Linked DNA regions of Homo sapiens: region 2 is linked to region 1. The links are chromatin loops, found by intact Hi-C in ENCODE. Cell type or tissue: heart left ventricle. All regions are shown on one strand. Each heading gives the region's core, and the rest is flanking DNA. Links, peaks and the distances in the headings are about the cores only. Region 1 overlaps UBE2G2 (ubiquitin conjugating enzyme E2 G2). Region 2 overlaps PFKL (phosphofructokinase, liver type).

The links. Peaks named below come from ENCODE experiments on the same cell type or tissue, not always from the same donor. Only the 100,000 strongest peaks of a DNase experiment are listed, where the experiment ranks them.
Region 2: a loop joins it to region 1, with 3 times the contacts of the local background. A loop is called at or near these places in 6 of 110 quality-filtered maps.

The regions. Positions count from the first base shown.
Region 1 is chr21:44,783,810-44,800,462 of GRCh38, reverse strand. It overlaps UBE2G2 (ubiquitin conjugating enzyme E2 G2), which reads left to right. Exons shown (of 6, transcript NM_003343.6): 2 at 12,368-12,403; 3 at 12,498-12,543. Among named protein-coding and RNA genes, the nearest start is that of UBE2G2, 9.7 kb to the left of the region's middle. RefSeq lists an enhancer at 7,166-7,255 and a silencer at 11,847-12,071. In heart left ventricle, for the core only: CTCF peaks have their summits at 6,753 and 6,959 (motif pointing right); a DNase peak (open chromatin) is centred at 7,012.
Region 2 is chr21:44,300,986-44,313,006 of GRCh38, reverse strand. It overlaps PFKL (phosphofructokinase, liver type), which reads right to left. Exons shown (of 22, transcript NM_002626.6): 2 at 6,253-6,326; 3 at 1,924-2,001; 4 at 713-902; 5 at 1-29. Among named protein-coding and RNA genes, the nearest start is that of PFKL, 6.9 kb to the right of the region's middle. RefSeq lists a silencer at 2,195-2,244 and enhancers at 4,767-5,420, 6,076-6,729, 6,730-7,384, 7,424-8,223, 10,789-10,928. In heart left ventricle, for the core only: a CTCF peak has its summit at 7,885 (motif pointing right); no DNase peak of the experiment used is centred there; H3K4me3 peaks cover 670 bases; H3K27ac peaks cover 225 bases.

The sequences.
Region 1 (16,653 bases), core at 2,389-10,388:
ATGTAAGTGCTGCACAAATAGTTACACTGATTTTTTTTACTTGTATTTTTAAATCGTCATTTTTTATTGTTATTTTTTTCAAATATTTTGTATTCCTGGTTGGTCGAATCCATGGATATGCAGCCGCAGATACACAGGGCCTCCTGTAAACGTTCAAATAACGCTCGCCACCTAGTGTCTGCTAAAGCAGAACATAAAGGCACACCTCAGTTTCCCGCGCGCTTTGCTTTATTGAGCTTCACTTCGCAGATCTTGCATTTTTTACAAGTTTACAAGTTTTTTACAAGCAACCCTGCATGGAAGCAAGTCTGTTGGCACCATTTTTGCTCGCTTCGTGTCTCTCTCTTACATTTTAATCTATTACTGTGATCTATGATCAGTAATCTTTGATGTTACTATTGTAATTATTTTGGGGCATCACAAACTATGCCCATAAAAGATGGTAGTCCTAATAAATGTTGTGTGTGCTTCACTGACTGGCTGTTTCCCCATCTCTCTCCCGGCCTCTCTCTTCCCTGAGACAAAACAACATTGAAATTAGGCCAATAGTAACTGTACAGTGGGCTCAAGTGTTGAAGTGAAGAGTTGCACTCTACCCACTTCAAATCAAAAGCTAGAAATGATTAAGTTTAGTGAGGAAGGAATGTTGAAAGTCAAGATAGGCTGAAAGCTGGGTCTCTTGTTAGCCAAGTTGTGAATGCAAAGGAAAAGTTCTTAAAGGAAATTAGAAGTGCTGCTCTGTTGAACACAATGAATGATAAAGTGAAAAAGCCTTACTGCTGATATGGAGAAAGTTTTAGTGGTTTGGATAGAAGATCAAACCAGCCATAACATTCCTTTAAGCCAAAGCCTAATCCAGAGCAAGGTCCTAACTCTTCAGTTTTATGAAGGCTGAGAGCAGTGAGGAAGCTGCAGAAGAAAAATTGGGAGCTAACAGAGGTTGGTTCATGAGATTGAAGTAAATAACCTGTCTCCATAACAGAAAAGCACAAGGTGAAGCAGCAAGGTCTCCAGAAGATCTAGCTAAGATCAAGATGAAAGTGGCTCCTAAATTAAGCAATAGATTTACAAGGTACGTAAAATAGCCTTATACGGTATTGGGAGGAGATGATGCCATATACAACGTAAACAGCTAGAGAGAAGTCAATGACTGGCTTCAAAGGACAGGGCGACTCTTGTTAGGGGCTAATGTCGGTCACTTTAAGTTGACTGAGTTGAAGCCAGTTCTCATTTATCATTCAGAAAATCTTAGGGCCCTTAAAAATTATGCTAAATCTACTCTGAGCTCTAGAGATGGAAAAACAACCTGGATGACAGCACATCTGTGTACAGCATGGTTTACTGAATATAAGCCCACTGTTGAGACCTACTGCTCAGAAAAAAAGATTATCTTCAAAATACTATTCCTGACAGTGCACCTGGTCACTCAAGAGCTCTGATGGAGAGGTATAAGGAGATAAATGTTTTTGTGCCTGCTAACACAACACCAATTCTGCAGCCCATGGATCCGGGAGCACTTTTGACTTATTTAAGAAATACATTTCATAAGGCCATAGCTGCCATGAAAAGTGATTTCTTTGATGGATCTGGGCAAAGAAAATCAAAAGTCTTCTGGAAAGGATTTATCATTCTAGATGGCATTAAGAACATCTGTGATTCATGGGAGGTCACCATATCAACAACAGGCGTTTGAAAAAGTTGATTTCAATGCTCATGGATGACTTTAAGGGGAGGAAGCAACTGCAGGTGTGGTAGAAATGGCAAGGGAACTGGAATTAGAGGTGGAGCCTGAAGATGTCACTCAGTTGCTACAATCTCATGATCAAACTTGAACAGATGGGGAGTTGAGTCTTACAGATGAGCAAAGAAGTGATTCTTGAGATGGAATCTACTCCTGGTGAAAATGCTGTGAACATTGTTGAAATGACAAAAGATTGAGACTATTCCATAAATTTAGTTGATAAAGCAGCCGCAGGGTTTGAGGGTATTGACTCCAGTTTTGACTGAAGTTCCACTGTGGGTAAAGTGCTGTCAAACAACATCACAGACTACAGAGCAATCTTTTGTGAAAGTAAGAGTCAGTCCCTGTGGCAAACTTAATTGTTGTCTTATTTTCAGAAACTACCACAGCCACTCCTGCCTTCAGCAACTACCACCCTGATCAGTCAGCAGTCATCAATATCCGGGCAAGACTGCACCGGCAAAAAGATTATGACCTGCTGAAGGCTCATATGATTGTTAGCATTTTTTAGCAATAAAAATTAAGCATATTTTGGCAAATAATAATTATTTATTTATTTATTTTTTGAGACAGGGTCTTGCTCTGTCACCCAGGTTGGAGTGCAGTGGCACAACCACAGCTCATTGCAAGCCTTGACCTGGGCTCAAGCTATCCTTTCACTTAATCCACCTGAGTAGCTGAGACTACAGGCATGTGCCCCTACACCTGGCTGATTTTTCTGTCTTCATCTTGACCTCCCTCTATGTTGTCAGGGTTTGGCGAAAGTGACTCCATTTTGATTCTGACAATGTTCATACTCGAACAGAGGGTTGGATGTGGGGGACTATTACTTCTGTGTCCTCATGGGAAACCTGGCTGGTGGGTCAGATGTGTGAACACCTACCATTTCTTGGTATCCTGGTTTGTGTTTGTGTCTCTGTTTTAGTTTTATTTTAGCCCTATTTCTAGGGTTAGGCTAGACTGTGAGCAGGTATTTTCTCTTTTTTTTTTTTTTTTTTTTTTTTTTTGAGACGGAGTTTTGCTCTGTCGCCCAGGCTGGAGTGCAGTGGCGCAATCTTGACTCACTGCAGGCTCCGCCTCCCGGGTTCATGCCATTCTCCTGCCTCAGCCTCCCGTGTAGCTGGGACTACAGGCGCGCGCCACCATGCCCGGCTAATTTTTGTATTGTTAGTAGAGACGGGGTTTCACCGTGTTAGCCAGGATGGTCTCGATCTCCTGACCTCGTGATCCGCCAGCCTCGGCCTCCCAAAGTGCTGGGATTACAGGCGTGAGCCACCACGCCCGGCCTTCTCATTTTTATTGAGAAGAAAATCATTAAACCCCTGCATAGGAAATTAAGTTCAGGCTGCTGCTTCAGGCCAGTCTTTGCATTGTTGAACTTGCATTTTCTAAGGATATTTGCATTAGCAAAGATATGTTCTCCCTTTTATTGTCCTGACAGAAGCTTCATCTGTTATTTCAATTATATTGTCAATTAGTTTGCAGTAATAAGACCTAAATAATGGTTGATTTCCGAAGGTTTGTCACGGAAGTGTGTTGTGTGTTTTTACATGTTAACATGAAATTTTGGACTATGTGTAGAAGGTAGAACTCTAAACATACCTCACTAAGATTCCCATGCCCTTGTTATTCAAGCACTTTCTAGTACTTCGGTGGAGGGACTTTGGAGATGCAAGTCAGGTTAGTAATCAGCAGACCTAAAGAGTGGGAGATTATTCTGGATTACCGTGAAGGATCCAATAATAACATAAGGCTCAAAAGCAGTCAGTGAAGGCAGGATGGGGGTGGTCAGAGAGATTCAACATATGACAAGATCTCTACCTTCTGTGGCTGGCTGTGAAGATGGAAGAAGGAGCCATGACCTAAGGAAGGCGGGCAGCCTCAAGAAGCTGAGAATGATCCCAGACCAACAGACCCGTGGAAGTGAATTCTGTCAGCAACCTCAATGAACTTGGAGTGGCAGCCCTGGTGAGACTCTGAGCAGAGAACTAGCTGGCCCATGCTGTGTCCAGACTTCTGACGCTTGGAAACTCTGAGATCATCAATGAGTATTGTTTTAAATCACTAAATTTGTGGTAATTTGTTACAGCAGTGACAGAAGATGAATACAGTGTGTTATTGAGGGGACTTTGTTTTTCCTGTATCTTAATAATGTGATAAAATTTAGTGGGTTTTTTTTGTGTATCATTTACTGGTTTTTTTTGTGTGTGTATCTTAACATCTAGTTTGTCCTCATAACGTATTTTAAGGTAGCACATTCCAGTGTAAAGGTGGACTTGACAGAATCAATCTCTACATAGAAGGGGTTTAGATAAATTTGGTTAGATGTTCATGCACACTTTATTGTATTTGGGAGTAGTCATATAACTGCAGAAATTCAGAGGTGGTGGGACCTTGGCTATGATTCTGTTCAAGCCCCCTAATTTTACAGATTTTATGGAATTGAGCAACAGACAAGATGATTTTGCCTAGGTTCATAAACAGGAAAAAAGGAGAGCCAGGAAAGAACTCAATTGTTGTAAACTGCTGTCTTGTCTTGATGTTCTGTCTTCATTCATCATCCAGCCTTTCCTAGGAGTGTCAGAGATAGACCCAGGTAGAAGTGGGCTGCCCATGGGGGGCTTAGCACAACAGAAATTTATTCTTTTACTGTTCTGGAGGCCAGACATCTAAAATAAAGGTGTTGATGGGGTCATTCTTCCTCTTGAGGGCTCGAGGGGAGAACCCTTACTTGCCTCTTCCAGCTAATGGTGATTGTTGGTCATCCTTGGCGTTTATTGTCATTCTCTTGCTTGAGGTAGTGTAATTCTAATCTCTGCCTCCATCTTCGCATGGCCATCTTCCCCCTGTGTGCATGTCCTAAATGTACATGTCTTTCTGTGGATATATGCTTTTATTTCTCCTGTGTAAATAACCAGGGTTATAATGGGAAGTGTGTGTTTAATTTTTAAAGAAACGGCCAGTTTTCCTCTAGTTCACATTTCCCTAGCAGTGTATTAAGTGTTCCCGTTGCCCCACCTCCTTGCTGACACTTCGCGTGGCCAGTTGTTTTTTGTTTTCTTTTTTCTTTCTTTCTTTCTTTTTTTTTTTGAGACAGGTTCTCACTCTGTCACTCGGGCTAGAGTGCAGTGGTGTAGTCATGGCTCATGGCAGCCTCTGCCTCCTAGGCTCAAGCAATCCTGCCACCTCAGCCTCCCAAGAAGCTGGGATTACAGTTGCATGCCACCTCGCTTAGCTAATTTTTGTATTTTTAGTAGAGATAGGGTTTCGCCATGTTGCCCAGGCTTGTCTCGAACTCGTGGGCCCAAGCAATCTGCCCGTCTTGGCCTTCCAAAGTGTTGGAATTACAACTGCGAGCCACTGCGCCCTTCCAGTTTTAAAAATTTTAGCCATTCTATTGGGTGTATAGCAGTCTTACTGAGGTTTTGTTTTATTTATTTATTTTTTTTTATTTTTTATTTTTGAGGTGCTCTCTCTGTCATCCAGGCTGGAGTGCAGTGGCATGATCTCAGCTCACTGCAACATCTGCCTCCTGGCTTCAAGTAATTCTCCTGCCTCAGCTTCCCAAGTAGCTGGGGCTATAGGCGCGTGCCACCACACCTGGCTAATTTTTGTATTTTTAGTAGAAACGGGATTTCACTATGTTGGCTAGGCTGGTCTCTAACTCCTGACCTCAGGAGTTTGCCTCGCCTCCCAAAGTGCTGGGATTTACGGGCATGAGCCACAGCCCCCGGCCCTTACTGAGGTTTTCATTTGCATTTCCATAAGACTCGTGATGTTGAGCATCATTTCACGTGTTTATTTGCCATCCATATGTCTTTTTAGATAAAGTGACTTGAGTCTTTGCTTCTTTCAAAATTGTGTTGATTTTCTTAAGTTTTAGTTCTTTGGCTGGGCGCAGTGGCTCACGCCTGTAATCCCAGCACTTTGTGGGCTGAGGTGGGCGGATCACGAGGTCAGGAGATGGAGACCATCCGGGCTAACACGGTGAAACCCCCTCTCTACTAAAAATACAAAAAATTAGCTGGGCATGGTGGCGGACCCCTGTAGTCCCAGCTACTCAGGAGGCTGAGGCAGGAGAATGGCGTGAACTTGGGAGGTGGAGCTTGCAGTGAGCCGAGATCACGCCACTGCACTCCAGCCTGGGTGACAGAGCGAGACTCCGTCTCAAAAAAAAAAAAAAACAAAAAAAGAAGGGTTTTTATTATTTCGATGAAATTCAATTATTGACTTTTAAAATATTTCTTGCTATTGTGTTATATTTAAGAAATAACTGCCAAACATCAGGTGGCAGTAGGATTTTCTCCTATGATTTCTTCTAGATGTTTTATAGTTTCAGCTCTTGTATTTAGGTTTGGGATCCATATCAAAGTTTTCCATATGGTATGAGATAAAGGCCAAGGTTTATTTGTAAATTATTTGTAAATGGCAGTGCAGTTGTTTCAGCACTGTGTTTGCTAGGGCTGCTCTACCACACAGGCTGGGCACGGCTTAAACAACAGAAATGTATTTCCTCATAGTCCTGGAGGCTGGAAGTCCAAGATCAAGGATAGGGCAGGGCTGGTTTCTTCTGAGGCTCTGTCCTCTATGCCTGTGTCCTCATCTCTTCTTAAAAGGATATTAGTCAGATTGGATTAAGGTCCACCCTAATGACCACATTAATTTTAATTACCTCTTAAAGGCCCTAGTCACACACTTTTCTCCACCTTCTTTTTTTTCATGTAATATGTCCTGAAGTTTGTTCTGTACTAGCATGTAGAGGTATTTATAGCTGCAAAGTACCCCACTGGTATATGTATCATAATTTGACTGGTCCTCTGTTGATAGACACTCAAGTTCTTTTTAATTTCTTTTTGTTTTTACAAATAGTCCTGAAATGAATAGCCTGTGTATACATTTTTTATCTTCACCAATGTTATCTGTGGGATGGATTCCTAGAAATGGAATTGCTGGGTCAAAGGTTATATTTCACTTTGTGTGGTAGCTATTTGTTAAGCCACTATTTTAAGTGGCAAGGAATGGCCTCTGAAAATTTCCCTGATACCAAGATTCGTCTCTTTTTTTGAACTTGTTTCTTATCAGTAAACATGAAACTGTATATTATTTTGTGTACGCGTGTATATGCTTTGGAAGCAAAAAACAAAATGGAAAAAATAAGTGCCCTGAACCATTCCCTCCAGCCTCTGAACTCATTTGCTGCACTTCTTTATTGACCAGTAGAGGCCACTGTTGAATAACAAAGCTGGCGGGAAGGCCAGCGCACACCCGGGCAGGTCTCTGTGCTGAGCCTGCATTGCCAGGAGCAGGTCTGGAGCTGCAGTTTTTAGACCACCCTTTCCCCTCCCTAAGGGAGGGTGTCACGCAGGGGAGTGCCAAAGGGGAACTCCAGATGAAGAATAAAGCCAGCTCTCTTTGGTACGAGCTCTTCTTCATGGTCCCACGAAGGTGATTTGTAAAGCTTTTGTGTGTTCTGCTGCCAGGCCTCTACTTAGTTGCCCACTGACATTGTGTTTCTCCCGCACCCCACCTGCTTAGCAGTTTACAGTCTATCTGCCGTAATCTGTTATTTTTTTCTTATAATTAGGCGGTTTGGCTTGAGACACAAGAATGGGACTAGATTTTAGATGACTGGGTGTAGGAAGCCTAGCAAATTAGGTTCTGTGGTTATTTCTCCTGATCTACTCCACATGAAGAGACACAAAGGGAGAACATCAGGGTGTGGCTTGTGAAATCCAAGGTCTTAGTCGGCTTGGTACTTGACCTCATTCACATTCAGTTCCCACCCACCCCTGAAATGTTTAATGCACTTGGCCCTTGGGGCCAGCACTTGCCTTTGGCCTGCCTTGCTGGCCCCTCCTTGCCACTCTGCCTTCTCTCACTGCTGGGTGTCAGCACACCCTTGTGACAGCACTTAGGTCTCTTCAGGACCTCTGTTTCCTGGATCAGGGCTTCTCAGCAGGTGTTAGTGGTATTTTGAGTGAAATAATTTTTCCTTGGGTAGGCCTTGTTCTACCCAAGGTTGTGGGTTCATTAAACGGTTAATCGGTACATTAGTCCGTTCTTATACTGCCATAAAGATACTACCTGAGACTGGGTAATTATAAAGGAAAGAGGTTTAGTTGACTCACAGTTCTGCATAACTGACGAGGCCTCAGGAAACTTATAGTCATGGCAGAAAGGGAAACAGACCTCTTCTCAAGGCGGTAGGAGAGAGAAGAGCAAGCCAAGGAAGAACTTGCCACACACTTATAGAACCATCATGTCTCCTGAGAACTCGCTATCACGAGAACAGCATGAGGGAAACTGCCCCCATGATCCAGTCACCTCCTACCAGGTTCCTCGCTCAACACTTTGGGGATTACAAGTCAAGGTGAGATTCGGGTAGGGACACAAAGCCAAACCATGTCATTTCTCCCCCTACCCCTCCCAAATCTCATGTTCCTTTCAAAACCATTCCATTTCAAAACAAATCATGCCTTCCCAGCAAGGCCCCCAAAGTCTTAACTCATTTCGTCATTAACTCAAAAGTCCAAGTCCAAAGTCTCATCTCTGACAAGGTAAGTCCCCTCTGCCTAGCAGCCTGTAAAATCAAAAGCAAGTTAGTTACTTTCAAGATACAATGGAAATACAGGCATTGGATAAATACTCCCATTACCAATGGAAGAAATTGGCCAAAACAAAGGGCTACAGGCCCCCATGCAAGTCCGAAATCCGGCTGGGCAGTCATTAAATCTTAAAGCTCAAAATGGTCTCCTTTGTGACCCCGTGTCTCACATCCAGGGCACACTGATACAGGGAGTGGCTTTCATGGTCTTGGGCAGCTCTGCCCCTGTGGCTTTGTAGGGTACAGCCCTCCCACACCCACCCCCTTCAGCTACTTTCATGGTGGGCATTGAGTGTCTTTGGCTTTTCTAGGTGCACAGTGCAAAGCTCTTGGTGGATCTACCGTTCTGGGGTCTGGAGGATGGTTGTTCTCTTCTCACAGCTCCACTAGGCAGTGCCCCAGTGGGGACTCTGGGAGCTCCAACCCCACATTTCCCTTCTGCAATGCCCTAGCAGATGTTCTCCATGAGGGCCCTGCCCCTGCAGCAGATTTCTGTCTGGACATCCAGGCGTTTCCCTACATCCTCTGAAATGTAGGTGAAGGTTCCCAAACGTCAGTTATTGAATTCTTTGCACCCACAGGCCCAACACCACGTGGAAGCTGCCAAGGCTTGGGGTTTGTACTCTCTGAAGCAACAGCCTGAGCTGTACCTTGGCCCTTTTTAGCCATGGCTGGAGCTGGAACAGCTGGGACACAGGGCACCAAGTACCAAGGCTGCACAGAGTAGCAGCGGGGCTGGGCCTGGCCCACAAAACCATTTTTCCCTCCTAGGCCTCCCTGCTTGTGATGGGAGGGGCTGCTGCCAAGATCTCTGACATGCTCTGGAGACATTTACCCCATTGTCTTGGCGATTAATATTTGGCTCCTTGTTACTTATTTGAATTTCTCTCCAGAAAATGGGTTTTTCTTTTTTATTGCACCGTCATGCTGCGAAGTTTTCAAACTTTTATTCCCTGCTTTCTTTTAAACACGAGTTCCAATTTCAGATCATCTCTCTCAAGTTCAAAGTTCCACAGATCTCTAGGGCAGGGGCAAAATCTCACCATTCTCTTTGTTGAAACATAGCAAGGGTGACCATTGCTCCAGTTCCCAAGAAGTTCCTCTTCTCTTTTTCAGACCACCTCAGCCTGGGCTTCATTGTCCATGTCACTATCAGCATTTTGGTCAAAAGCATTCAGCAAGTCTCTAGGAAGTTCCAGACTTTCCCACATCTTCCTTCTTCTAAGCCCTTCAAACTGTTCCAACCTCTGCCTACTACCCAGTTCTGAAGTTGCTTCCACATTTTCAGGTTATCTTTATAGCAGTACCCCTGGTACCAATTTACTGTATTCATCTGTTTTCACACTCCTATAAGAACTTCCCTGAGACTGGATAATTTATAAAGGAAAGAGGTTTAATTGACTCACAGTTCCACATGGCTAGGGAGGCCTCAGGAAACTTATCATGACAGAAGCCGAAGGGGAAGCAAGCACCTTCTTCACAAGGTGGCAAGAAAGAAGAGTGAAGGAGGAACTTTCGAACACTTATAAAACCACCAGATCTCATGAGAACTCACTGTCATGAGAACAGCATGGAGGAAATTGCCCCCATGATCCAGTCACCTTCCACTAGGTTCCTCCCTCAACACCTGGAGATTACAATTCAAGATGAAATTTGTGTGGGGACACAAAGCCAAACCATATCAATGGACATTTGGGTTGTTTCCAGTTTGGGGCTATTACGAATTTAGCTACTATGAACATTCACACAAAAGTCTATGGCAACATAAGACCCAGTAGAATTGCTGGGTCTTAGAGTCAATATATATGTAATTTTAGTGGAAATGGTCAAACTTCTTTCCCAAAGGGTAACCAAACCATTTTGCATTCCCATCAGTGGTGCATGAGAGATCTACTTGCTAAACTTGCCAGCACTTTAAGTCTTTAATTTTGGCCATTCTTTTGTGACTAAAGATACTGATAATGCTGAAGCTATTGAGCTGTATCTTATTGTGGTTTTAATTTGCATTACCCTTATGATTCACAATGTTGAGCATTTTCTCATGTGCTTATTAGCCATCTGTTTTAGTCAGTTCAGGCTGCTGTAAAAAAATACCAAAGACCAGGGAGCTTAAACAACAAACATTTATTGCTCCCAATTCTGGAGGCTGGGAAGTCTGGTGAGGGCTGTCTTCCTGGTTTGCAGATGACTGTCTTCTCCTTGTGCCCTTACATGGCCAGAGGCAAATCTCTCGTTTCTTCTTATAAAGGCACTAACTCCATTCATGAGAGTTCTGCCCTCCTGACCTAATCTCCTCCCAAAGGTCCCACCTCCCAATACCACATACATTAGGATTCAACATAGGAATTTTGGGGGGACGCAAGCGTTTGGACCACAGCATCATTCGTGTTGACTCTGACAGTGGCTCTTTTCAACTCTGCCTCCATTTTTCTTCTTACCTATTTTGATTTTTATATGTGGTGTGAGATGGGGAAAGTTTGATTTTTTTTTGTCTTAGAGATGAGCATCATTCATGGAAAAGACTGCCCTTTGCCTCTGGGCCATAGCTCTGTGTTCCCTCGAGTCAGGGTCTCTGTTGGTACAGGTATGCTTCTGGGCTTTCTCTTGTGCCCCATTGTTCAATTTAACTTTGAGCCAGTGCTACGTTGCCTTAATTTCCATAGCTCTGTAAGGAAGGCTTGGTAACTCATAGATGAAGCTTTCTGTTTATTCTTTTTTTTTTTTTTTTTTTTTGAGACAGAGTCTTGCTCTGTCACCCAGGCTGGAGTGCAGTGGCGCGATCTCGGCTCACTGCAACCTCCGCCTCCTGGGTTCAAGTGATCCTCCTGCCTCAGCCTCCCAAGTAGCTGGGACTACAGGTGCATGCCACCATGCCCGGCTAATTTTTCTATTTTTGGTAGAGATGGGATTTCGCCATGTTGGCCAGGCTGGTCTCGAACTCCTGACCTGAGGTGATCCACCCGCCTCGGCCTCCCAAAGTGCTGGGATTACAGGCGTGAGCCACCGCGCCTGGCCCTCTGTTTATTCTTTTTAAAGATAGTGTCTTGGCTATTCTGGATTGTTTGCATTTTTATATATCTTTTAGAAAGATATATATATGCCTCATATTCAGCAACTGTGCCAAACTCACTTTTACTAATTATCTTTAGATTCTTTTGGGCTTTCCTGTATATATGGACATAGCATCTGTGAATAATGAGTTTTATTTCTTTTTCAGTCCTTATACCTTATATTTATTTGGCAAGGATTTATTAATTTTCTGTCTCTTCAAAGAACCACCTTTTGGTTTCATTGATTTTTTTTTTTCTGTATGTTTGCTTACTGTTTTATTAATTTCCCCAGTCTCACTCTGGTTGCCCACTGGACTCCAGCCTGGGCAACCAGAGTGAGACCCTGTCTCAAAACTAAGCAACAAAGTAACCAGCAGGAACAGTTTGGAAAGACAGTGTACCCCTTATGTTTGCTTTTGCATTTGTAAAAAGAAAAAGAAAAAGAAAAGTCTATGTTTTGTTGGTATAAAGAACTATTTGGGCCGGCGCGGTGGCTCATGCCTGTAATCCCAGCACTTTGGGAGGCCGAGGCTGGCGGATCACGAGGTCAGGAGATCTAGACCATCCTGGCTAACACGGTGAAACCCCGTCTCTACTAAAAATACAAAAAATTAGCTGGGCGTGGTGGTGGGCGCCTGTAGTCCCAGCTACTTGGGAGGCTGAGGCAGGTGAATGGCATGAACCTGGGAGGTGGAGCTTGCAGTGAGCTGAGATCACACCACTGCACTTCAGCCTGGGTGATAGAGTGAGACTCCGTCTCAAAAAAAAACAAAAAAAAAACAAAAAAACTTTGTGTAGTTGTTATCAGAACCGTTATTGTACTAGGTATTCACTTTGGGCAAACAGAATTTTCACTTGTTAATATGCATATTCTATGGTTTATAGGCTTATATATTTTGTAAAGGTGTTTTGTTAAAATGACAATGTAACATTTATTCTGTTTGGTAATGGTTTTACTTATTAATTTTATAGAATTAACACTGAATCCTCCGGAAGGAATTGTAGCAGGTAAGGTACCAAAGTTAACTTCCTTATAATTTACTTTTAATTGCCAAAGTTCCTTCAAAGTTAAAATGTTGTGAAATTTTTTCTCACCCTACAGGCCCCATGAATGAAGAGAACTTTTTTGAATGGGAGGCATTGATCATGTAAGTTAATTTTAGGTGTACTAGTTTTTAGGGCTTTGCTGGAAGTCAGATGTAAGAATCACATCAGCAGTGTGACTGTGTCCAAAAGCATCAGCTGGAAAAAAGACTGAGTTCTCCAGTAATGCCCAGCTCTCGTCTAGGCTGCTGGTCTGAAAGCAGAGAACCTGAGCATTGATCCAAAAGAAATGAGTGTTTCCTTAGAGCCAGTCAAAGGTTTAGTTATAATTATGTAATATATGTATTATATATTTGAGAGTTTTAAGGTGGTAATTTTGGAATGTTGTATGATCGTGGTTAAAATAACCTCAAATGGCGTAGGTGGCTTTGGCTTCCAGAAGTAGCCCCTTCAGGTGTGAAATTTTGACGAGAAAAGGGTCCTCAAAGATGTGTCTGACCACACCAGGCATGTTAGCGCAGCCTTGCCTGCCCTGCCTTTGGGCCAGGACTTCTTTTTCTTCTCCTTTCCTCCCAGTTCGTATCTTCGTGTGCTGCATCTCCTTTTTCTGTTGCCTTGTCTGGACTTGTTGGCCTTGTGTTCTTTCCGACCCAAGACATGGCTTAGTAAGTGAGCAGTGTGGTTCTGGGATTCGTGGCATTTAACTTAGGGTGACGTTGCTTGGAAAGAGAAACACATGGACCCCTGATTTTAGAGTGTTCTATGGCCTTGACTCACTTTGCTTTTTCTTCTTTCTACCTTAGATGTGCAATTTTTGGCCATTCTTAGTGTATTTTCAGCAAAGTGAGGTTAAATAAAATTTAGGAAGTTGAAATTTGTAATCAGTCTCTGTTTTCTTTCTTTTCTTTTTCTTTCTTTCTTTTTTTTTTTTGAGATGGAGTTTCGCCCTTGTTGCCCAGGCTGGAGTGCGGTGGCACAACCTTGGCTCACTGCAACTCCTGCCCCTTGGGTTCAAGCGATTCTCCTGCCTCAGCCTCCCTAGTAGCTGGGATTACAGGTACCCACCACCGTGCCTGGCTAATTTTTGTATTTTTAGTAGAGACAGGGTTTCCCCATGTTGGCCAGGCTGGTCTCGAACTTCTGACCTCAGGTGTTCCGCCTGCCTTGGCCTCCCAGAGTGCTGGGATAACAGGTGTGAGCCACCGCGCCAAGCCCAGTCTTTGTTATCTCATTAGTGAGGTCTTTTAATTTGCAGCAAGGTCTTGGGTTGGATTTTGTTGCATTGAGAAGTGCTCTAGAGGGCAAGGACCGGAAAAGTGAGGGCTGTGAAACAAGTGTGGGCTCTGGCTTGAAGTGATCTTAAGCTTCATGATGCTTTTGGAATTCGCCAGTTGCTTGGATCACATTAATTCTTAATGCTCTATGGGTTGGTCTGAGAAACAGATTGCAGCTAAGTGTTGTCTGTGGAGGTTAAATTGATATGAAAATTAGTATTTTGGATAAACAAAATGTTTTTAAAAAATCATCAAACGCTATTCAGATGGTACAGCACGCCTGCCATTTCCTGATCATTTGTAATATCCTAATTGCTTGGGCCTATGGCACATGTTTTTTCGGTGTCTGAAGGTTTCTGGAATCTGTGTTTGTGTGTAATGTGGCCCCCAAGGCAGTTATGAGATGGATGGCGAGTCCCACAGTCTGGGCTGTCCTCATTAGTGGACTGTGCGGCTGTATACTTGTATCGGGGCAGCTCTTTTTATTTCTGTAGAAGCAGGAGATCATATACATGAACTGATGTGTAACCTGCTTGTTTCATGTGTTAATGCAGGCGCACCTGCACTCATGCCAGCGGGGCAGCACGCCTGCTGCAGGGGCCCAGAGTGGCGGGAGGCCTGTCTGTGTGTAGAGGTTGAAGGCGCCTGTCGTGTCTGCAGTTATTTGTGGGGTGTTGGCTCCTCCGTAGGCCTATTTGGAAGCTCATTAAAGGAACAGTTGAGCCGTCCAGTGTGGTTTTAAAAAAATGTTCATTGTTAAAAATCGATTAGGGTAACTATTACCAATTTTAAATAAACAGTGTAAAATTAAACCAATATTTTGAAAACCTGTCTTAAAAAGTAATTAGAACTATTTTTAGGTAGAGCACTTCTGTGTTTGAACAAGGCTTTTTGCATTAGTTTGGAATTCCCCTGCTTGAAGATCCTAGTGAGTTTGTGGGTTTTGGTCCTGTTCCAGACCCTTCACAAACAAGAGGCCGTTTACAAGTGCACTTAAAATGCCTATTAGGGAATTAACTGTCCTCCCATCGATTTGTCTCACCCTGCTATTTTGGCAGACATCTGGCCAAGTCTTTGCTCCTTGGTGATAAGTTTCTTCTTTTTCTCTTTATTCTTTGATGGCTTCCAGGGCCGCCTCTCTACCCTAGTATTTCTAAAACCCGTGCTTGCCTCACAGAAGTCGAACGGCTGTTGGTTTTTGCTGTTGTGCTTGCCTTAAGGGCCAGTGAAGAAAATGTCATTTTAGATATCTAAGCAACAAACACTAAGTGCCTTTGATATGTTAGGGCCCTTGTCTGAAGATACAGACATGTCAAAGATGCACTGAAATCTTTACCTTGGAAGACCAGGGTTGAGGGATTAGGATGGAGAATAGAACAGATTAGTGAATGAGAGGACTAAATAATGAGAGTCCGCAGGCTGTGTCTTTAAACACCGGGAATAACTCTGCTGACCCTGCCACGCTCATGGTGGAGTCTGAGCCTGCAATCAAATCGAGCGTGGCTGGGATGGCGGCACACCAGGGGATGTGGCCACCGTGGCTGTGGGTGCTAGCATGGCCTGCTGCTCTTGGCCCAGTCACTTTGCCTCTCTTTGACTTATTTGGATCAAAACAGAGAGGTTTATCAGCATCTTCTAGACAGATGGTTACAGGTCTTGCCCAGCTCTAGGGTCCATGGCCCGTGACCCCATTGCCACTAAGCCACGGTGACGGGGGTGTAGCTGCAGAGAGGGTGGGTGCCCTCTTTCATTGATGCACTTATGTGGGACAGAAGGAGTCCTAGACAGCTGTTCATCCCCAGTGGCCGGACAAGGCGTGGAGTCCCTTGGCGCTTGCTGTCCTCTGTGTCCTGCCCCAGCATTCCCAAATCAGCTGGCTTGGTGACCTTCTTGTCTGGTTCATGCCTGACTGCTGTCACCTCCCCAGACCAGTGGTTCTAGAGGCTGTGGTGAAATAAGAAGGACCTTCCTTTACTGAATGGTGTGTTTGGGGCCCAGTTGGTGGATGGATGCTCCCAGGTTCTCCAGCTGGCTCATGGCAGCCAGCTTGAGGGCTCCCAGGCTGCCGCGGCTTCTACCAGGAGCCCTTCTCACACTGGGGGCCAGTGTCCGGGGCACAGCAGCCTCCCTTTATGTCCAGGTTTCTTGTTGACTGAAGACTGTCACAGGGCATCTCTTGGCAGTATTATGCCTTGCTGAAATAAACCCGAGATAATAAAATAGGTGTTTATAATTTGTATTGTATGTAATCTCACCATAGCATTTTCTTCAACAAAAGTGTCACAAAGATCCCTATATGAAGAAGTTATTGCCACATTCATTGCAGTAATAATAATAAAAAAGGAAACATCACTGTTCCACATAATTTATGGAGCATCTATATAGAGTAATGCCATGTAGCTGTAAAACAGTTCAGGTGGAATTTTCATCCTGGCATGGAAAGATGTACACAATATAAATGGAAAAGGCGGATTCTAGAATAATAGGTCTGGAACCGTCTGTCCGTCCTTCCTTCCTCTCCTCTCCTCCCTCCTCTCTCTCTTCCTTTCTCCCCTCCTTTCTTCCCTCCCCTCCCCTCCCCTCCCTTTCTTATGGAGACATGGTCTAGCTCTGTCACCCAGGCTGAAGTTCAGTGGCCTGGTCACAGCTCACTGCAGCCTCAAACTCCCAGGCTCAAACAATCCTCCCACCTCAGCCCCACAAGTAGCTGGGACCACAGGTGCACACCACCACGCCCAGCTAGTTTTTAAAATGCTTTGTAGAGATGGGGTCTTGCTCTGTTTCCCAGGCTGGTCTCGAACTCCTGGCCTCAAGCAATCCTTCTGCCTCAGCCTCCCAAAGTGCTGGGATTACAGGCAGGATCCAAGGCACCCAGCCTAAACAGCTTTATTGAGATAATTTACATACTGTAAGTTTTACTTGCATTAAGTATAAAAGTTA
Region 2 (12,021 bases), core at 3,885-11,884, 490 kb after region 1:
GGTCCGGGCTGTAGTCTCTGAGATCTTACCTGGGCCAGGAGCAGCAGGAGGACCTGGCTGAGGCTCCACTGGCCCCACCACAGGGCCAGAGACCCCTCTCCTGCCACCCCTTCCCCCGCATCCCAGGCGTGCAGCCCGGCAGGGGCCCCGGAGTTCCAGGCTCAGCCTCCTCCTGCCTGGAACCCTGTGGCAGCATGGCTGGATCCGCTGGGGCCAAGTGCAGACGGGGGACCTCTGGGGTGCCTTGCAGAGCGGCCAAGGCCTCACATCAGGGTCCCCCACATGAGGGACATGGAACAGACATGGCTCCGAGAGGCCACTTTCCAAGCAGCAATCTCGGGACTCTGTGTCTTATGTCACCCCAACTTCAACTCTATTTCTGCAGACTGTGACCATGCATGTCCAGAATCTCACTCGGATCAATCACAGAGAAGACTTGTCTACGCAGCGTAGGGTGAGCAACACCGGCCTCCACCAGCCCCATGCACTGCCTGGGTGCCCTCCCTCAGGCTTGAGCACTGACCTCCATCTCTGGGAGACATCTGAGCTCGTGCTGGCAGACACTACTCCTCCCCGGCCAACGGCCAGACAGCCCCTCCTCTGCCTCGGGGCACCCAGGGATCCCTCGTCCCTCTGTCCTGCCCATTCCCACGCCTGGCAGCAGCGGCAAAACAAAACCCCAGGGCCTACAGTGCGCCGGGCACAGACCCACCTTCCGCCACCAGCTCCTCCAGCAGGCTGCCCCACTCGCTGCGGAAGATGTTGGCACCTGTGAGGCTGCCATCCCCGCCGATGACGCACAGGTTGGTGATGCCGTGCTGGACCAGGTTGTAGGCCGCTGCCCGGCGCCCCTCCCTGGTGGTAAAGGCCTTGCAGCGAGCGCTGCCAATGATAGTGCCGCCCTGCACAGAGGAGACCAGAAACTTCAGGAGAGATGGCAGGCGGCAGACAGCCCCTGGGGATCACCAGAGGGACCCCAGGACTGGGCAGCAAGGGGCTGGCAGACCCTGCAGAGTGAGAGGCAGAAGCCCCGGGGTCTCTGGAAACCTGAGGTGGCCCTACCTCCCTGGGCCTCTCTCCTTGGAGAGACAAAGAGGAGGATGATGTCCGTCCGGTCCTGGGCTTGGGAAGCCCCAAGGTAATAGAGTGGAAGGCTTTGGAGACTGGAAAGCACAGTACACACACGCATAGGTTGCCACACACATGTGCGTGCACACGTGCACACACAGGCCCTGTACCAACTCAGGGAACCGGCCAGGGCCTCCAGGGCTCAAGCCTCAGCAGCTCCAGGTGCGCTCACGTGGCCCCTCATAGCCAGCCTCAGCCAGGGCTCCCCCAGGACCCAGCACGGCCACGTCTCCAGGTCCTCCTGGCCCCTGGCAACCCCATGACCCTGCGACCCAACAATTCCATGGCAGCAGATGACAGGGTCGGCCTGAACCTGAGTCCCTGTGCGATGGGGCACGTGTGTGTGTGACTCTGAGTACATATGTCTGTATGTTTCTGTATCTGTGTACCTGTGTGCGCATCTGTGTGTCTACGTGTGTATCTGTGTATTTATGTGTCTGCATGTGTCTATCCATGTGTATCTGTCTCCATGTCTGTGTGCATCTGTGTGTGTCTGTGTGCGCGTCTGTGTGTCTGTGTGCACGTCTGTGTGTCTGTATGTGTGCATGTCTGTGTGTGTCTGTGCACGTGTCTGTGTCTGTGCGCGCCTGTGTGTCCGTGCACGGGTCTGTGTGTGCACGCATCTGTGTGTGTGCACATCTGTGTGTGTGTGCGTCTGTGTGCATGTCTGTGTGTCTGCATGTGTGTGTTTGTGCACGTGTCTGTCTCTGTGTGTGTGTCTGTGTGTGCAGGTCTGTCTCTGTGTGTCTGTCTGCGAGTCCAAGTGCAACATGCATCCGCGTTCCCAGGCCTCACCAGCTGGATGATGTTGGAGACGCTCAGCCAGTTGGCCTGCTTGATGTTCTCACCTCCCTCCACGAGGCCCTCATAGCCCTGAAATCAAGAGTGGGGCAGGCATGAGATAGGGGACCCCATGGCGGCCGGCAGCAAGTGGTCTGGGAGCAGGATTTTCACCCCACCAGCAGAAAGCAGGACCAGGGTGCTGACTGTGAGGCCCCACCATCATCCCAGGGCCTGGGTAACAGGGTCCGGGTGCCCCCTAGGGGGCTCCAGACACCCTCTGCACAGCTGGTGAGTCCGTGTGTCCCGGGGCGTGACTCCTGTGGCAAGTGCTTTGGTGCAGGGGCCTGTCTGAGCTCCCTCACCCCACCCAGATCCACACAGGCAAGTTCAGCGTCCCGAAGGCCCCAGCGGAGCCCGCCATCCAGCTCCTGAGGGTGCATCCTAGGTCTGCCTGTTCTGAACATCCTAGAAATGACACCACAGAGGCTGCTGTGCGTGGCTCCTTCTGTCCCCACTGGAGTCCTCCCAGGCATGCGGCCGGCGGGGTGTGCGGCGCGTGCTCTTGCTGTGTGGCGGCCGTGTGAACAGCCCAGGCTACCATCTGCCCGCCAGAGCGGGAAGCTGAGAACACACACACCTCCCTACAGGCGGGCCCCCACCCGAGGGAGCTCCTGGGTCCAGGGGACCCGAGTGGCCATCGCTCGTAGGGCCGGCAACACCCCAGGCAGGGGCTCCAGGCTCCGCGTCCCGCCACGCCGGCCACACTGGGCCTTCCATCCAGTACCGTGGATCTGCCTCTCATGCGGTTCTACCTGGGATTTCCCAGATGGCACCTGCACAGCCTCCGTGCCACGTGCCCGTTTCCTACTGCACGGCCAGCCCTTTCTTGTTGTTTGAGGGGAGGGACACTCATGACTGCATTTCACTAAGGGTGTGGAGAGGAGAAGGGCGGCCTCCTCCGTGCAGCCCCGGTCCCTCCATGGCATCAGCAGCCTTCTCCAGGCCGTGAGGTGAGGCAGTGGAGCAGCCATTCCTCGGCCAGGGCGGATGCCAGCTCAGCTGTGGGCTTCTGCTCCTCCCTCCGCCTTCTCCCCAACCAGGTGTCAGGGCCCTGGGGGCCAGGAGGGCAAGTGCCTCAAGCAGGCAGGGGGTCAAGGGATAGTGCGCGCTGCGGGGCGCATGAACATCCCCACTCTGGCCATGGCGGGCTTCTAGCCTGACAGCCTCCCTTCCCCACCAGCTGGGCTGGGGGACAGGTGCCCCTGCCCCATCTCAGGGGCTGATCTGAGGGACCACAGAGCTACTTCCTCCGGCTCAGGCCAGGCCAGCCTGGCCCCCTCTGGTTGTACCAGCCCTGAGCTAGGAACAAGGAAAACAGGAAAATGATCCCAAACCCACAGCCCCACCTGAGCAGGAGGCCACCAAACACAGGTCTGTCTGCAAAACTCAGGATCCAATACAGAGCCCAGGCGCCAGCCAGGCCCCTGCCCCACTGGGCGGAGGGGCAGGCAGGTATGGCCAGCCCAGCAGTCCCCAGAGACCCCACAAGGCCAGTGGCTCAGTTCTGCTGGAATCAGTCTCACAGACACAACCTCCTCCTACCCTTGGAATCTTCTAGAAGCTGTTTGCCCCCCTCTACCCACTCTGTTTCCGTCTCTGTCCTCCTAGGCCCAGCTCACCTTCCCCTCCTTCCCCTCTAGCCCCGCCCCCTCCTCTCACCCCTGCAGGCCTGGACCCAGGCTCAGGGCCCTCCCTGCTATGCTGTGGGCTCTGCCTGGGGGGATAAGAGTAGCCTGTTCTGAGCCCTCCTTTGTGTCAGAACTGAGAAGGGTTTTCACCTCCAAGGCCACCCTCCCTTTCTGCCCTAACAATAGCCCCAAGGAGAAGGGATCGGTCTCCCTGCTGAAGGAAGCCAGCGCTGGGGGCTCAGAAACCCAAAATGCAGTCTGATGTGAACTGACGCAGCCGCAGGTCTCCCTGACCTCCCCCTTCTGCCTCTCGACCCTCTGCCTCCTCCAAGCTCAGGATGCAGCTGCTCCCTGAAGCCCCCGAATCTGCCTAAAGCCCATAGCTGCTGGAGAAAGGAACAGTGACGGCCAGTCCCCTCCCTGAGTTTCCATGCACTGAGGTCATCGTAGGAAGAAAGACCTGTGTCTGCCAACACACTTGGGCAGGTGGTCACCAGGGCTAACAGATGCTGTCCAAGCCCATTGAATCCCCTAAAAACCATTCATGGCCGTGCACAGTGGCTCGCGCCTGTAATCCCAGCACTTTGGGAAGCAGAGGCGGGTGGATCACCAGAGGCCAGGAGTTCGAGACCAGGCTGGCCAACATGGTGAAACCCCGTCTCTACTAAAAATACAAAAAACAGCTGGGCGTGGTGGTGGGTGCCTGTAATCCCAGCTACTCAGGAGGCTGAGGCAGGAAAATTGCTTGAACCTGGGAGGCAGAGGTTGCAGCGAGCCAAGATTGTGCCACTGCGCTCCAGCCTGGGCAACAGAATGAGACTCTGTCTCAAAAAAAAAAAAAAAAAAAATTCCTACCCCCCTAGAATCATCCAGGCTGCCCATGCCCCTTTCCCTGGGAGGAGGGCAGGTCAGCATCTTCGCCCTACCTCTCCATGCCTATTCACAATGAATGCCAGCACCTCTGCCCTATTAATCCGCTTTTCGCAAGTGGATTCTTCCAAGAACCTTCATGGGACGGAGGGGAAGTCTTCCCTGGGCCGCTATATCAGAATGTCTCATCTCAAAATCTGCCTCTTAGATGTGGATGTTTCTGAGCTAAAGCCCACTAGGCAGCAGATTCAGGGAAGCTCTCAGCCTTGCCTCCCTTTGAGAGGAAAGCAGCACACAGCATCCCAAGACTAAGGCTCCTCCTGTTACCGCCTGGACAGGATGTAAATGCCCCTCACAGCCCTCAGGACCCAGAGACAGCCCCAGGACCCGCGCCCACCCACTTCATTCTTTTTCCCATAAACTCACCCTCCTGCATTCCCCCACCTCCGAGGGCCTCACGCTGCGTCCCTGTACCCCTCGGCTTCTCCATGTGCACTGGTCTCTGCTGGGCTCTGCAGAAGCCAGGACTCTAGGCACGGCAAAGTGCCTCTTCTCCCCTTTTCCAGGACACGCCCTGCACCGATGAACCTGTTTTCTGTCTTTTGCCACAGGAGTCTTTCCCAACCACAAATGTGTGGGGGTTCCGGAAAACCCTAATTTCTCCCCTTTGCCACTTAGAAGAAGAAACTGAAGGTCGAGCAGGTGGCAGGAGGGGTTTGTACGGACACAGCCCAGCCTGCCTAGAGAGGCCCCCACACCCAGCTCCCCAGGGCTCTGAGACCTGCTTCCTAATCCAATACTGGCAGGGCCCCAGCCTGGCCACAGGGAGAGGACGGGCCAGCACAGACTGCCCACTCACTCATTCATTCACACAGTCCTGCAGAGGGAGGGCTGGACAGGCTGCTGTTCCCTGGGGCCAAGATGGGGGAACTGAGACCCAGGGCGGTGAGTGGTCAGCAGCGAGCAGTGAGCAGTGAGGGGGGTGGGGCTGAGTGCCTGGGGCTGCAGAGCTGGGGTTGCTACATTTTATATAAACAGCTACATATTACATAAAAAGTGGCAACAAAATAACAAAAGACCTTGTCTTGTGGAATGTGGAAAACCACCTGACAAGGCAAGAATGCAGCCTGTGAGTGCGTGGTGTGGCCCAAGTGTGTGAATGCGCCTGTGTGTGCACATGTGTGAGCGCAAGTGTGGGTGTGTAAATACCCAGGACGGAGGGCGAGCCCCAAATCTCCCACGGGGACTGGGGCTGAGGCAGTAGGGCATCCGCTGCTCCTGCGGGGACACAATGAACATAGACACAGCAGAGCTGCTGCCAGCGGCTGCCCCCCGGGTCTGGGTGGTGAGGCAGGAGGCTGGGGAGGACAAGGGCAGAGGCGGTGAGGTCCCTGGCCCCCACTCACAGAGGCCTCGGGGCGGGACAAGGGCCAGGCTGGGGGACACCAGGCAGGGGTGTGGTGGGTGGGGCCTGGCCCGTCAGCGATCACTGTAGGCAGGGCCTCGACTCCTTGTCCACCCAGCTCCTTCCCTGCCCCCAGGCCCGTGCTCTGCAGCCTCTGAGCCTCCAGCCGGGCTGAGTCCCAAGGCAGTAGGTCTTCTTTCTGCAGATGCCTTTGGCCTGGCCCCAAGCTCCCCCTCACACTCCCCAAGACCACATACCCATCAGCTCCTCCAGGCCAGGACCACCCCGTCTCCCAGTGTGACCCACACAGAACACACCTCGGCATGCGCCTCAGGAGGTCCCCACTCCCTGCACACACACAGCCCACCTTGGCCTTACCTCGTAGATGAGGAAGACTTTGGCACCCACATAAATGCCCATGCGCGTCACAGCCCGGACAGCAGCGTTCATGCCTGTGGAGGTCAGGGCAAACCTGTCAGTCCCACGCTGAGAAGCAAGGCCCTGGACACCCTCCCCATCTCAGAGGACAGGGGGTAGGGGAGGCCTGGACACCCTGTCCATCTCAGAGGGCGGGTGGTGGGGGAAGGCCCTGGTCACCCTCCTCATCTCAAGAGGGCAAGGGTCAGGGAAGGCCCGGACGCCCTCCCCATCTCAGAGGGCAGGGGGTAGGGAAGGCCTGGTCACCCTCCCCATCTCAGGAGGCACCAGGCCAGGAAACTTGAGGACCAGCCCTGGGCCCCCGGGTGGAGGCTCGGGTGAACCCAGCAGGCTCTAGGCTTCAGCTTCCGAGCACCTGGAGTATGGTGCCCAGAGATAAACTGGGAACATCCCATGCAGAGCATGGCAATCAGGCATGTGTGGGTGTCCCGAACTCCACACCCCGCCGCCCCAACCTCTGCCACGGAGCCCCCACACTCACAGGCCACGGGGCCAGGCCTTGACCACAGAGCAGGATAAAAAGTGGGGCAGGTGGAAAAGAGGCCGGCACCTCCCACACCGGCCCCACCCCAGACATTCAGGCTGCGGCGTGGGGATGGAGAAGCCGGGGAGCACCTCTGGGCACTGAGGAAAGCACCTGCTGGAAGGGGCTTGGGCTCCTTCCTCCGCAATGAGATGGGGGACTGAGAACAGAGCCCCTCCGGCCTCAGCCACCCAGGGAACAGCACTGCCCTGCCCCAGGGCCTCAGGGACCCTCACCCCCCAGCCTGGACATGATGCTGGTGCCACCAGGCTCTGAGGTCACTTCCTCTTTCCTGTCCCCTTGCCCTCGGCTCCCAGGACTGCAGTGAAAGAAACAGTCTGTCCCAGCGGGGGCCTTGGCAAAGCCAGTTTCCTGGAGAGGGACATTAACGGGGGAGGCGGCACTCAGGAAACGCTGGTGCTAATGTACCCCACACCTTCTTCCCGAGAGCCCCCATCTCAAAAGATATCCATGACTTCATACAAAAGGGGCAGCCAAGACCACCTAATCTTCAGAGAGGAGGAAACCCACGCCAGCGGCCAGGGTCCCCTTCTGAGTGAGGTCTGGGGCCGTGTAACAGGCCTGAGTTTGTGCTTGCCCCTGGGACCAGCCCTGCTCTTCCTGCCTCCCTCCCAGCACCCATACCATGCCATCCATCCCTAAGCCATGCGGGTCCTCTGTCCCCAAGCCTCGTGCCCCTCAAAAGCCCCTGCCCTCCCACCCCCCTGTACTTGCAGAGGCTGGAGGTGCTGACCTGCTGGGGGCTCCTGCTCAAGCCTCGGCAGCTCCCTTGAACATGGAGACCCCCACGAGAGGACTCTCGACCTCTACCCTGGTTACACATGCTTCTCATCCGCTCTCCAGCTTGGCGTGGGGCTCAGCAGCAGGGAGCAGGTGTGAGGTGAGGTGCCACGCCTTGAGAAACCCCAGGGATCGGCACACTGTTCTCACGTAGCAGCCAGAGTATCTGCCACCATCCCCACACTACAGGAATCCAATGAGATCCCAGAGGGAGGGTGAGGGACCTTCCAGAGCCCAGCAGGTGGCAGCAGAGCCAGGACTCACCCAGACCCACCCTCAGGTTCAGTAGGTGGCCCTCTCCCCACCCAGCAGCCAGGGGATCCAACAGGGGGGCCAGAGCCAAGCCCGGCAGCCATCCAGAAGAAGGGGCACAGACGTTAGAATGGGCAGAGCACAGAGCGTGCAGGGAGCTGGAGCTGCCCACACTGGCAGCTTCTCCACTTGAGCAAGCAACGCCGTCTCTAAAGGAACAGTGCCTCCCTCACATCCCCACATAGATGGGAGCACGGCTGCTACAGCTGAAACTGGGGCGGGAACCCAGCAAGCATCCCACACACACCCAGAAAGCCAAGCCCCCCAGACAGACAGACAAGCTCCCCCAGAAAGACAGCCGAGCCCCCCAGACAGCCGAGCCCCCCGCAGACAGCCAAGCCCCCCGAGACAGACAGCCGAGCCCCCCCCAGACAGCTGAGCCACCCCAAGCACCCGACAACCAAAAACAGTCAGCAGAGCCAAGTCCTGCTGCCTGAGGCTGGGCGTCCAAGGTGGTGCTGTGAGTGCAGCGCCCTGTCCCCCACCCTCACTGGAGTTGGGGGCAGTGAGGGAGATCCACTCAGCCACAGCTGGCCGAAGCTAAGCCTCCGTCCCTCCCTCGCCCTCCCTGCAGACCTGGTCCCACCACAGGTCCAAGCCCACCTCTGGCAGGCAGCAGCTGAGGCAGGGCAAGGAGAGGGCAGGAGCAGCGCACCCAGGCCACCGTCCAACCACAGGGCCTCTCTGGTCTCCCCAGCTCCAGGCGGAGTCAATGTGCCACTGGGCGGGTCAGCCCAGGGTCACAGCCATCTCAGCAGGGGGCCTGGTGGGCTTGTCAGGGGACCTGGGAACGGCAAAGGGGCCCCAGGATCAGGGGTCAGCAAGGGTACCCCTCACTTCCAAATGTCTTCAGGGTGCTCTGCAAAATAAAACCTGCTTTGACGCCCGGAGACAATGAAGCTGCCAAAACCCAGCTTTGTGCTGAGCCCTTGGGAGGAGAACAAAGTGGCCATGTCACATGGCCACTTTGTTGTTGGGACTGGATTTTAGAACGGGACTGGAAAGGGACACGTTCTGGATTTTAGAACGGGACTGGCTGCGGCCTGAAGGAGGAAATTTTCTCTGTTAACCTCATTGGAAGCTGTAATCTTCAAAAGACCTTTTTAATGGCCCTTTAATCGGCTTTTCTTTCTCAAAATAAACCTCGGGCAGCAGTCGCCGACACCGCAGTCAGAGGGCAGGCAGGACAGTGGGCCTGCCGCTGCCTACCAGCAGGTGATAGCCACCCCTGCCCAGGAAAAAAGGCTGGAACAAAATCAATGTCTGAGGTTGGTGCGCTGGTTCCCAGTGACCTTTCCTCACCATTAGCTCCCAGGCAAGAAAGCAGTGAGCATGAAATGGTCACAAAGTTTAATGATCAGCTAAGGATGTAAGCATGAGCCTGAAGGCTCCAAACAGGAGGCCATGTCAGGGAGGCGTGGCGGGCCAGGAAGCTAAGTCCTCACCTGCGATAACAGGAAACCAACGTCCAAACACACCAGCCAGGGAAAGGCAGGGCACGGTGTCCTGCAGGGGCAGGGAGGGGGCACTAGACAAAGGGCCCAGAGAATTAAAAGTGCCCAGGCCAGGGCGAGATGAAGGTAGGCATAGGCAGGCCGGGCCATTTTTTTTTTTTTTTTTTTTTTGGTCAAGTCTGTTTTTTTTTTTTGAGACAGAGTCTCGTTCTGTCACCCAGGCTGGAGTGCAGTGGCGGGATCTTGGCTCACTGCAACCTCTGCCTCCCCGGTTCAAGCGATTCTCCTGCCTCTGCCTCCCGAGTAGCTGGGACTACAGGCATGTACCACCACGCCTGGCTGATTTTTGGGGTTTTTTCTTGTTTGTTTTTTGCAACAGAGTCTCGCTCTGTCGCCCAGGCTAGAGTGCCGTGGCTCGATCTCGGCTCACTGCAACCTGCACCTCCTGGTTCAAGCGATTCTCCTGCCTCAGCCTCCTGAGTAGCTGGGATTACAGATGCGCACCACCATGCCCAGCTAATTTTTTGTATTTTTAGTAGAGACGAGGTTTCACCATGTTAGCCAGGATGGTCTTGAACTCCTAACCTCAGGTGATCCACCAGCCTCAGCCTCCCAAAGTGCTGGAATTACAGGCGTGAGCCACCGCGCCCGGCCTGTTTCAAGTCTTCTAGCTACCTTTGCACAGGTTATTGTGCAAATAGATATCCTTGAACAACGCCCTCCCCTGCTCAACAGCACCAACCCCTGGCCAACAGGAAAGGCGTGACCCAGAGCCACACAGGACAGGACTTGTGGGCTGGCTGGAAGGAACTTGCAAGGTGGCCTGTCTTGTCCCCAACCCCCTTTCACAGAAGGGGAAATCAAGGCCCGAGAAGTCCCAGGACTGGGCAACACTGGCAGGATGGTGAGGCTGGCTGTTCCATACATCCAACAAACGCAGACTTCAGCATTGGGGCAGAAAGTGCCTCCCAGTCCCCACTCTCCTGCTGCCCGGCTGACATAGAGGGCAAAGAGAAGGGCACACTATGCCACAGGCTTCCCCTCGGCCAGGGTCAGCCTTTCTAGGAAGGCAGTGGGGCCCCGAGAAGGAAAACAGAGCACCCACCATGGGGAGCCACACGGCAGCAGCAGTGGTGGCCTGGGAGAGCCCTGCAGACTGCTTTTCCGAACTCATGAAACAGGACTCTGGTTCTGCCCAGAATGTCAGTTCCTCCCATCCTACTCGCCCCAGATCATCCTCCATGAATCAGCCCCAGCCCTGAACTGGGGAAGTGTGTGGAGTCCTCCTCCCTTGCAGAAAACCACCTGTTCCCTGTCCACGCATGGGAGCTCACATACAGAGACGCTGCAGCTGCACGGGGCTTGGGAAGGGAGGACATTTGCAGAGGAAGGCACAGGCCCAACTGGGATGCCATGATCGGCCAGCAGGTGCACTGTGGGCACCCTCCCAGCTGCAGCCAGGAAGCGCTGCCCACTCCATATCAGGCACTGGGGCCAGGCTGAGCAGTTGGAACCCCCAGCTCAGACAGAGATGGGAGGCCCACCCAGCCGGCCTGTCCACAGGGCCAGGAGGGGCATCCCATCTCCAGATCCTCCACCAGCATCCAGAACCGCCTGTCACCCTGGGTGCCCCTCCCCGCTGGCCCAAGAACCACCTGCCAGGCTGGCCCTTCAGCAACCTCCAGCGAGCCCCCCTTCTCTGTTTAGTCTGTGCATGGGGTGGCAGGGGGTGGGGGGGGCACGTGCCACCCCAGGCTCTCAACTTTCCCAACCCTCCACTGCTGATGCTCCCACTTTGCAAACAAGGAAGCTGGTTGGGGACCCTCTGTGTTTCAGGGAACCACAGGTGGGCTTTGGGGCTTCACCAGCCTCACCAAGAAAGCGCCTCCCTGGTGGGCAGGCGGGCTGGCCCCACAGCAACCTGTCTGCCCTCCAGACTCGGGGCCTTTCTTGTCTAATCTCATGGGATGGAGCTTCCCGAGTTCACCCTCCAAGGCCACGGGCCTCCTCTCCCACCTGGGCCCACAACCCACCAGGCCACCCAAAGTGCTGGAATTACAGGTGTGAGCCACCGCACCCGGCCTGCTTCAAGTCTTCTAGCTACCTTTGCACAGGTTATTGTGCAAAAAGACATCCTTGAACAACGCCCTCCCCTCTCGACAACACGGACCCCTGGCCCACAGGAAAGGCGTGACCCAGAGCCACACAGGACAGGACTTGTGGAGCCACACTGGCTCCAGGACACTGCCAGTAGCCGGCAACAAGCAGCAGCTCCCGCTCTTGCCACAGCTGTGAAAAGGGCGGGTGGGCAGCCACCACAGGCCTGGCTCAGCCAGGTCTGAAGGAGCCCCCTCTGCAGGCCGGGGTTCAGACAGTGACACCCACGAGCCACTCCTGCCTCCCTGGCTTGGTCCCACTCAAGGCCGGCTTCCTTCTCGCCTCTTCCTGGCTTCCAGATAGGGAAAAGGAGGGTCAGGTGCCTGAAGCTGGGTGGGGGTGTGTGTCCGCATTTTCTCAACCATTTTCTGAACTCTAAAAGACAGACCAGACCCCGCTGCACAGCCTTGGGGTGCTGGCTGGGCCCCTTCCCAACCCAGCACCTCACTTCTGGTCTCCTAA